Regions from separate parts of the Mus musculus genome. Here region 1 is linked to region 2. Evidence: chromatin contacts called from ENCODE POLR2A ChIA-PET data. All regions are on one chromosome and are shown on one strand. Each heading gives the region's core, a stretch centred on a gene start or an enhancer-like site at or near the end of the contact. The rest is flanking DNA. Distances are from core to core; before and after follow the strand shown.

Region 1 (4,365 bases), core at 362-2,861, 480 kb after region 2:
TGCCAAACGTTTTTTTAAAGTTAGAAGAATACAATAAAAGGAAATAATGACACTTTCGATATTAGGCTATCTTGAGATTTTAAACATTTGGTGGGGAGGAAGATGTGGAGTAGACCTTCAATCCTTTAGTACTCAGGTGGCAGAGGCAGGTAGATCTCTTTTGAGTTCGAGGTCAGCCTGTTTCAGGACAGCCAGAACTACTCAGTGAGACCATGTGTTTTTTGTTTTTTTGGGTTTTTTAAAATATATAAATAAATTAAGGGGGTTAGAGGGGGCTGGGCACTGCAGCAGGAACCAGCACTCCCAGATACGCAAGAGACTGAGGTAGGAAGATAACCTGAGGCCAGGATCTGAGGCCAGCCTGGGACACAAAGATTCCTCTCAATGGCAAGTAAATAAAAACAGCCAGGCATGATGTCTCACACCTGCAAACCCAGTATCAAGGTGGAGGCATCTGGATTGCTAAGAATTACAGACCAGCTTGGACTACTTAATGAGTCTAGTCCAGGCTGATTCGGACTTCCATGAGACTTTTTGTCTCAGAAAACCTAAATACGTAAAAAGAAGATTTAAAGTTAACATGTGGTTTGCCTTGTGGCCATCCAAATTGTATAATTCATATTCATTCATTCATTTTCTCTCTCTCTCTCTCTCACACACACACACACACACACACACACACACACACACCCAGGTACAAGAATCGCGGATCTTCGTGAGCTCAAGGCCAGCCTGGTCTAAATGGCGAGTTAAAAGGCCAGCCAAGGCTCCAGGGTAAGACCCTGACTTAAAATGGAAAAGCGAAACAAAACCAAAACCGAAACAAAACAAGGACCGTTTTTGCCACACGTATAATCGAGAGCACAAGTGACAAGTGCCAGGGATGAGCGCAACCCCCAATTCCAAGTCGCGGTGCTCCAGGATACTGGACCTAGGGACAGACCTGCGGAGACAGCGGCTCGGCGGCTGATGGTACACCTCCGAGCCCCGGCCCGGGGAGCTCTGCCAGATCCCCGGCGTCCTTCCCGCTCTGTCTCCGCTCAAGGCTCTACGTCGCGAAAGGAAGCCCCGCGCGCCGCGGACCAACGGTGCCGCGGGCGTTAAGAGCCCCGCCTTCCCGAGCGCTCGGAAACGGCCGCGCGCCTGCCCAGAAAGAACGGCGCACTCGAGAGCGCTGACCAGAGAAGGGCCTTGCTGAGGCCGGACCACGCGCCGAGCCACCGACCGGTCCCCTCTCAGCGCCGCCCGGCCCCTCGGCCCCGCCCGCCCACGACAAAGCGCCGCCGCGGCCTGGGCCCGCCGCGACGCCAGCAGCAGCAGCACCGCTAAACACAACCGCTCGGCACGCCGCCGTTGCCGCCTACCACCCACCGTCCCGCCTCTCACCCGCTGACGCTATCCCGTTCGCTTGCACCGCGAGCAAAAGCCGCGCTCCGCCGCGTCAGGACAGCCGGGAGGCTCGAGCGCGCCGCAGCCGCTCGGCACATCCGGGTCCACGGGCACAGGAAGTAGCAGCGCCGGTGCTACGGCGCGCGGCGAGGGACTAACGGTACCTATCCTGTAGGGCCGCTCGCAGCCGCGCGGGGTCGCCTGAAGCTGAGGCGCTGCTGACGGCGGAGGCAGGACCGAAGCGGCTTCTTAAGCAGGCGGTTAGGGGCGGAGCTGTATGCAGGAGGTGCGTTGGGCGGAGTTTGGAGAGCGGAGAGCCACCTCAGGGCCGCCTCCGAAAGGCCTCATCCGTACGAGGCGGGACCGCTTCGGACAGGACGAGGGGAGTCGGCGCACGCGCAGGGAAGGGCTGGGGGGGCTGAGGCGGTGCACGCGGGCTGGGGCGTGGCCTCATGGGTACAAGGCGGAGCCTCAGGCCTCGGGGAAGTTCCGGTAGACTCGGGAAGGGGCGTGGCCTCGTCAGTTGGGGGCGGACCCCGAGTTTCACTCAGTTACGCCACCTGGCGACTCGCTCCAGCGGGGGAGGCTGTTTAGGAAAGCTCGAGCGGACCTGATCGCATCCTCTGGGTGTGCTCCGCCTCCGTGGGAAATAGGGGACTAGCCCTATGAACAAAAAGGCGCCTGAGGCGCAGTGAGCAGAAGTCTGAAAATACATCCAGCATCATTAGACATCACAGAAATGCAAAAGAAACCACGACCCAAGAGGAGGTAAGATTGTAGTACGAGTTTGAAAAAGATTTTATATATATATTTTTTGTTGTTGTTGTTTTGTTTTGTTGTTTTGTTTTGTTTTGAGACAGGGTTTCTCGGTGCAGCCCTAGCTGTCCTGGAACTCACTCTGCAGACCAGGCTGGCCTCAAACTCAGAAATCCACCTGCCTCTGCCTCCCAAATGCTGGGATTAAATAAAGGCATGCACCACCACTGCCCAACAAAAGATTATAATTTTAAAAACACTATAAAAAAAAGGAAGAAATTAACTGAGCTTCGTGGCACAAGCTTGTAATTCAGTGGATCTCAGCCTATGGGTCACATATAAGATATCCGGCATGTCAGATATTTATTTCCATTACAACTTATAGCAGTAGCAAAATTACAGTTATGAAGTACCAATGAAATATGGTTGGGGGTCACCACAACATAAGGAGCTGTATTAAAGAGTCACAGCATCAGAATGTTTGAGAACCACTGCTATAATCCCAGAACTTGAGGCTGAAGCAGCAAGATCTGGGGTTCATGCTGGCTTCATCCATTCATCATGTTTGAGGCTGTCCTGGAATACATGAGACCCCATCTCAAAATAAAAAACAGGAGGGAAATGTGTTAGGAAGGAGCCAGTGGAAGTTGTAGGGAATAAGGGGAAATGAAGAGAAGGTGGATATGACCAAAACATACATGCATGAAACTCTAAAATAAAGGATCTTTTTAAAAGCTCAAGATAGGGGTTGGTGAAATGGATCAGCAGTTAAGAGCACGGACTGCTCCTCCAGAGGTCCTGAGTTTAATTCCCAGCAACCACAGGGTGGCTCACAACCATCTGTAATGTGACCCAATGCTCTTCTGGTGTGTCTGAAGATAGCTACAGTGTACTCATATACATGAAATAAACAAATCTTTAAAAAAAAAAAAAAAAGTCCAGGATAACTGGAAAGTTGGCTTAGCCATGAGAGGACCTGAATTCAGTTCTCGGAACCCACATCAGGTGGTTCACAACCATTTGTAATTAGCTCCAGATCTGACAACCTCTTCTGGCTTCCACAGGCATTCACATATACACATGACACACACACATACACATGACATACACACAAACACACACACACATTATAATTTTTAGAAACTTACAAGGGTTTCTGAGCACTGCTGCTTTTGCAAAAAAAAAAAATGAGGTTCCTAGCACCCACATTAGGGAGCTTACATGTACACACACTCACACACATACTTTTTTAAAAAAGATTTTATTTGTTTAATTAGGAGTGTGCACGTGTGTCTAAGTGTGGGATATGCATACATGAACGAGTGTCCTCAGAGGCCAGAAAAGAGGGCTGAGTCCTCTAGAGCTAGAATTATAGGTGGGTATAACCTGCACAGCACGGGTGTTGAGAACTGAACTTGGGCCCTCTGTAAGACCAGCAGGCACTTGTAACTGCTAAGCCATCCCACTAACCGCCAAAATAAATTGTCTATAAGTGTTTTGCCTGCCTGAATGCAGCCTGTTGGATCATCTGGAACTGGAGTTACAGATTGTATGGAGCCACTATATTGCTGCTGGAAAGCAAACCCAACTTCTCTGCAAAAAAAAAAAAAAAAAAGGAATACCCATTTTGAGGACATGACCCCTCCCTGCCTCACGGAGCTGTTACTCCTCTAAAACTGCTTGCTCGCCATTCCGAACAAACCAAAAATGCAGGTCATGGGATGAAGCCATCTGTGTAGGTCTAAGGGCCCCATAACACTGACTATGCTAGAGATCTGAGAATGCCTTCACCCATAAAAGGCGAGAGAGGTCTGGGAGGAGTACACTGTGGACTGAAAGGGCATTCCAAACCTAGTGCTGAGTAAGTGGCCGTGGCTGTCCAGGGATGAGGGATACATGGTTAGCACATAAGAAAGGAGACCCAGTGCCGGGCGTGGTGGCGCACGCCTTTAATCCCAGCACTCGGGAGGCAGAGGCAGGCGGATTTCTAAGTTCGAGGCCAGCCTGGCCTACAAAGTAAGTTCCAGGACAGCCAGGGCCATACAGAGAAACCCTGTCTCGAAAAACCAAAAAAAAAAAAAAAAAAAAAAAAGGAGACCCAGAAGGAGGTGAAGAATACTAGGGCATAAAGGTGGGGGCTGCTGACGCACGGTCCCCCTTGAGGTCTCCCAAGAATAGGCAGCATGAAATCACCAGTGTAGCCACTTCAGAGAAAACCGG
Region 2 (4,568 bases), core at 1,554-4,053:
TTTTTGCTTTCTATTTCTTGTACATGGATATTTTGCTTGCAGGTATATCTCTGTGTACCATATATGTGTCTGGGGCCTTACGAGGTCAGAAGTCATCAGACCTCCTGGAACTGGAGTTACAGAAGGTTATGAACTGCATGGGAGCTGGGAATCAAACCTGGGTCCTCCATAAGAGCAGTCAGCACTGCTAGCTTAGCCATCCTCCAGCCTCAGAATTAGGTTTTTTAAACCAACATATTCCGAAGGGCTAATGCTGGCAGGCAGATCTCTGTGGTACTTACCCATAAACTAAATATCTGAGAAGCCCACTGACTTCTAGATTTTGAGAGTCTTTTTTCCGCTTCTCAATCGTCTGGGCCAGAAGGTTTCCAAGGGCTGACAAAATGCCGCTGTAGAGGAAGAGACAATCAGAAAATGAGCAGCAGACACAAGAGCCTGTCCCGCATGGCAGTAGCACGGCTGCTGTAAGATCTTCCTGTGTAGAGCCGGGTGTGGTGGTGCACACCTTTAATCCCAGCACTCAGGAGGCAGAGGCAGGCGGATTTCTGAGTTAGAAGCCAGCCTTGTCTACAGAGTGAGTTCCAAGACAGCCAGAGCCATACAGAGAAACCCTGTCTCGAAAAACAAAAACAAAAAACAACCACCAACAACAAAAAAAGATCTTGCTGTGTAGATCATGGGATGAGTCCCTATTGAAGTAACTTGCTAAGTTAGGTAAAGCCCCAGAAGATAGAGGCACTATGACCTAAAGTGAAAACCACAGATGAGCACAGTGAGACATCCACCTGCGGGGCTGTGTGCCTTCCAACATCCCCACAGCTGCTCCATTGAAGGCATGGATGTAAAAGGCAATAGGAGGGATCCTCACAAGGACATGGTCTGTGGGCTGTATTTAAGCAAATAACTCTATGTTGTAGTTTTGTTTTGTTTTGTTTTGTTTGTTTGTTTGTGTTTTTTTTGTTTTTTTGTTTTGTTTTTGAGACAGGGTTTTTCTGTATACCCCTGGCTGTCCTGGAACTCACTTTGTAGACCAGGCTAGCCTCGAACTCAAAAATCTGCCTGCCTCTGCCTCCCGAGTGCTGGGATTAAAGGCTTGTGCCACCACGCCTGGCTCTTAGTTTCTTTTTATGTTGCAAAATGAACAAAAACCAAACCAAACAAAAAATGAGACAAAGGCAACTTAAGAGAACAATGGCTTATTTCAGCTCCCAGTTAAAGGTTCAAGTCCATCAAGGCAGAGAAGTGAAGGCAACAGGAGGTTGAAGGATCTCCTCACAGCACACCCACAATGAAAAGAGAGAGAAAACGCGTGCGGTTCAGCTAGCTCACTTTTTCCACTTCCAGTCAGACACCAACTAGGAATGGTGGCGCCCCTAGTGGGCAGATCTTCCCAGCTCAAAGAAGATAATCAAGATAAGCCCCTCAGGCATGCTTAATTCCTAAATGTTATCAAGTTGACAACTAGCTTTAACCACCACAGCTGTCTTCTAAAAAGCTATAAATCCAAAACTTTTAGTATGGATCATAAGGACCCTCTTGACTTGACCCCTGGTTACCTCTTCCTATCTACTCTCCCTGGTCATTTTCTCCACCAGAGTCCTTCTCTTCACCCCTCCGACATTCTCTGAATTCTTCCCCCAGAACTTTTACACTTACTGTGCCCTGTAAACAACCGCTTCTCTTCTCTGTGCTTCTGACCAACGTCAACAACCCAGGAGAAATTTCCCTAACTGCTCTAAGTTATACATTTATCTGCCTTTTGCGGGGGTGGGGTGGGGTGGGGTGGGAAGATGGACTCGTTCTTCTTAGCTCCGAGAGAAGTCTATGCGCCTGTTCTGATCACAGCTATGTGCCCGCGCACAGGAAGCACTCTGCACACACTTATGGAAAAGCTAAGTTAATACAGAACCTACAAAATGCACTAATGGAAATGAACAGAAACAGGGATATCTCGTTAGGAAACCGAACGATGTAATTCAAAGGGCAGAGTTCACCAGCGACCGTGCCTGGGTTGCTCAGGGTTAGAATGTGTCCCTGACTCGCGGGTCTTCACAACACTCAGACTGCAAAGGCTAACTAATGCTTGGGACCCAACACACAAACAGCACTTACTGGCTAAGCAGAACGGGGTCGCACCTTAAGGAAGAACTCTGCCTTCCTCCACAGCAGTGGTTCTCAACCTTCTTATCGCTGTGACCCTTTAATAATACAGTTAGCTCCTCATGGTGTGGTCACCCCAACCATAAAATTACTTTCACTGCTACTTCTAAACTGTAATGCTGCTACTGTTGTGAATCATAACGTAAATATCTGATATACAGGATATCTGATACGTGACCCCCTGTACAAAGGTCGTTCAACCTTTAAGGGGTTCCCGACGTACAGGCTGAGATCCACTGCTGCTCGGGCAATATCTGAGCTGCTTGGTCTGCAGACGCCCCCTCTCTTAACCTCCCCTGCAGGAGAGTCTCCCCTGTCGGCACCCCTCCTTTTCACCCCACTTCCCAGTAGGCGCCCACCTGCTGACTGCTTTGGTGAGCACCGGGTAGAGCTTTAGGAGCAGCAAGTATTGGGCGAGCGCTCGCTTGGGAAGCGACCCGAGCTCGGATTCCACCCGCAGCCTGGACGCCGCAGGTGCCATCGCGGTCCGGATGTCTAAGTCGCCCCGGGCGCCCACCCAACAGCTAGGCAGTCGGGCACCCGGCCCGGGACACAGGGCACAGGGCGGGGACGGCCTGACATTTTCTGCCCTTCCTCCGCCCTCAGCGAGCCCGGCCGTCCCGCCACGCGCGCGGCCAGCTAGTGCACTCTTTTCCCCCGGTCCCTGCGACCCACCCTCTGCGCTCGCCGGAGGATTGGAGAGCCGAGGGGCGGGGCGGGGCGGGGCGGGGCGATGGGGGCGGGCCCCGGCTAGGTCCATCTGAGGCCGCGCCTTCTCATTGGCCGAAGCCGTAGCCTCGCGAGAGCACGTGGAGAGCGCGCCAAATTCTCCCCGGAGCCTGAGGGAGCTTTGGAGCGTCGCAATGGTCCTGAGGAACAGTGGACGGAGGCACCCCGAGCCGGGCGCGGATGGCGAAGGCAGCCGGTGAGAGCCGGTGTCCTGCTGCCAAGGCGCTGGCGGTAGCCGCGGCCGGAGCAAGCTTGGGCGGGCGCGGTGTCCGGGGGTTCAGGGGTGGGGAAAACAGCGGGCCCGGCGCGCGGCGCGGAGGACAGGGCGGGCTCCCGTCTTCGCCCTGTGTGGTTTCCGTAGTTTTTATTGAGATGCTAAACTCAACTCCGTGGCCCAGGCTGCTTCTCTAGAAATATCTGTGCCTGCCCTGTGACTTGACTAGGGGTGAACATCTATTCTCATCAGACAAGAAGGGAACGGGGAAAGTAAAGGAAGATTCTGTCTAGACCAGCTCGGCGAAGTAAACCAATTTATTAAACCAAAAGCCGAAACCCTTACGCATCACATCAGCAAGAGATTCTAGAGTATGGTGACAAAGGAAACTGATGTGGATATCGTATATAGAGATTGGTGACACTGTGGCAGAATAAGACTCTGTATCAGGGGCTGGTGAGATGGCTCAGTGGGTAAGAGCACCCGAGTGTTCTTCTGAAGGTCCAGAGTTCAAATCCCAGCAACCACATGGTGGCTCACAACCATCCGTAACAAGATCTGACTCCCTCTTCTGGAGTGTCTGAAGACAGCTACAGTGTATTTACATATAATAATAAATAAATCTTAAAAAAAAAAAAAAGACTGTGTATCAGAATGTGAGCACTCATTGAGTGGAAGCCCGGTTAGAGCTGAATAGTGATAGTGTTTTCCTATTATATGTGAAGCTCTGGGTTTGCTGTACAACACCTGCATAGCAGCCAGGGTAATTGACCTGGACCAGTAAGCGGTTCTTCAGTGACAGGTTCCTGAGAGAGTGATGGCCAGGGGGATGAGGAGGAGATGGAGAAGATAAGAGCATTCAGGATCAGGAGGTGTCACACAGAGTGATGGCTCATGCAAGCAAGTTTATTAGGAAGTACAGCATCTTTTTTTTTTTTTGATGTATTTACTTATTTTATGTATGTGAGTACTCTGTAGTTGTCCTGTCTTAAGACACACCAGTCAGATCACATTGTAAATGGTTGTGAACCACCATGTGGTTGCTGGGAATTGAACTCAGGACCTTTGGAAGAGCAGTCAGTGCTCTTAACCACTAAGCCATCTCTCCAGCCCCAAGCCATTTCTTCAAGCCCCCAAGTACAGTGTCTTACATAGAGGTTTTGTACCTCTATGGAAAGGTGGGTGGGACAGTGTCATAGAGCAGGTAGCAGCCTTGGGACAGAAAACCATAGCCCCTTAAGGATGAGAAGAGATGATTTCTTAGGATCCGGATCCACAGCGCCCTCAAGGCCCTGGTTCTCAGGCTATTACTTGCTCTACCAAGCTCATTCCTGATTTAGAAAAAGGAGCTATGTTCTTTTTCATACATCCAAGCCTCAGTCTAACAGTAACAATAGTTACTGTGTTGACTTCTTCATGTCCATGATGCCATGGAAAGACACGTGAGGTGGGCAGTACTCATACT

The links. ChIA-PET counts read pairs that join two places held with the same protein, here RNA polymerase II (POLR2A).
Region 1: POLR2A ChIA-PET joins it to region 2 with 12 read pairs in embryonic stem cell. The contact joins the promoter of Ep400 here to the promoter of Pxmp2 in region 2. POLR2A ChIA-PET finds 5 or more read pairs at or near these places in 2 of 5 experiments (Patski and embryonic stem cell).

Annotation. Positions count from the first base shown.
Region 1 is chr5:110,769,106-110,773,470 of GRCm38, forward strand. Ep400 (E1A binding protein p400) reads right to left here and starts at 1,612. Exons shown (of 52, transcript NM_029337.2): 1 at 1,387-1,612. It overlaps Gm15559 (predicted gene 15559), which reads left to right and starts at 1,844. Exons shown (of 2, transcript NR_152254.1): 1 at 1,844-2,157.
Region 2 is chr5:110,283,365-110,287,932 of GRCm38, forward strand. It overlaps Pxmp2 (peroxisomal membrane protein 2), which reads right to left and starts at 2,804. Exons shown (of 5, transcript NM_008993.2): 1 at 2,520-2,804; 2 at 282-389. The coding sequence starts at 2,641. Pole (polymerase (DNA directed), epsilon) reads left to right here and starts at 2,955. Exons shown (of 49, transcript NM_011132.2): 1 at 2,955-3,085. The coding sequence starts at 3,024.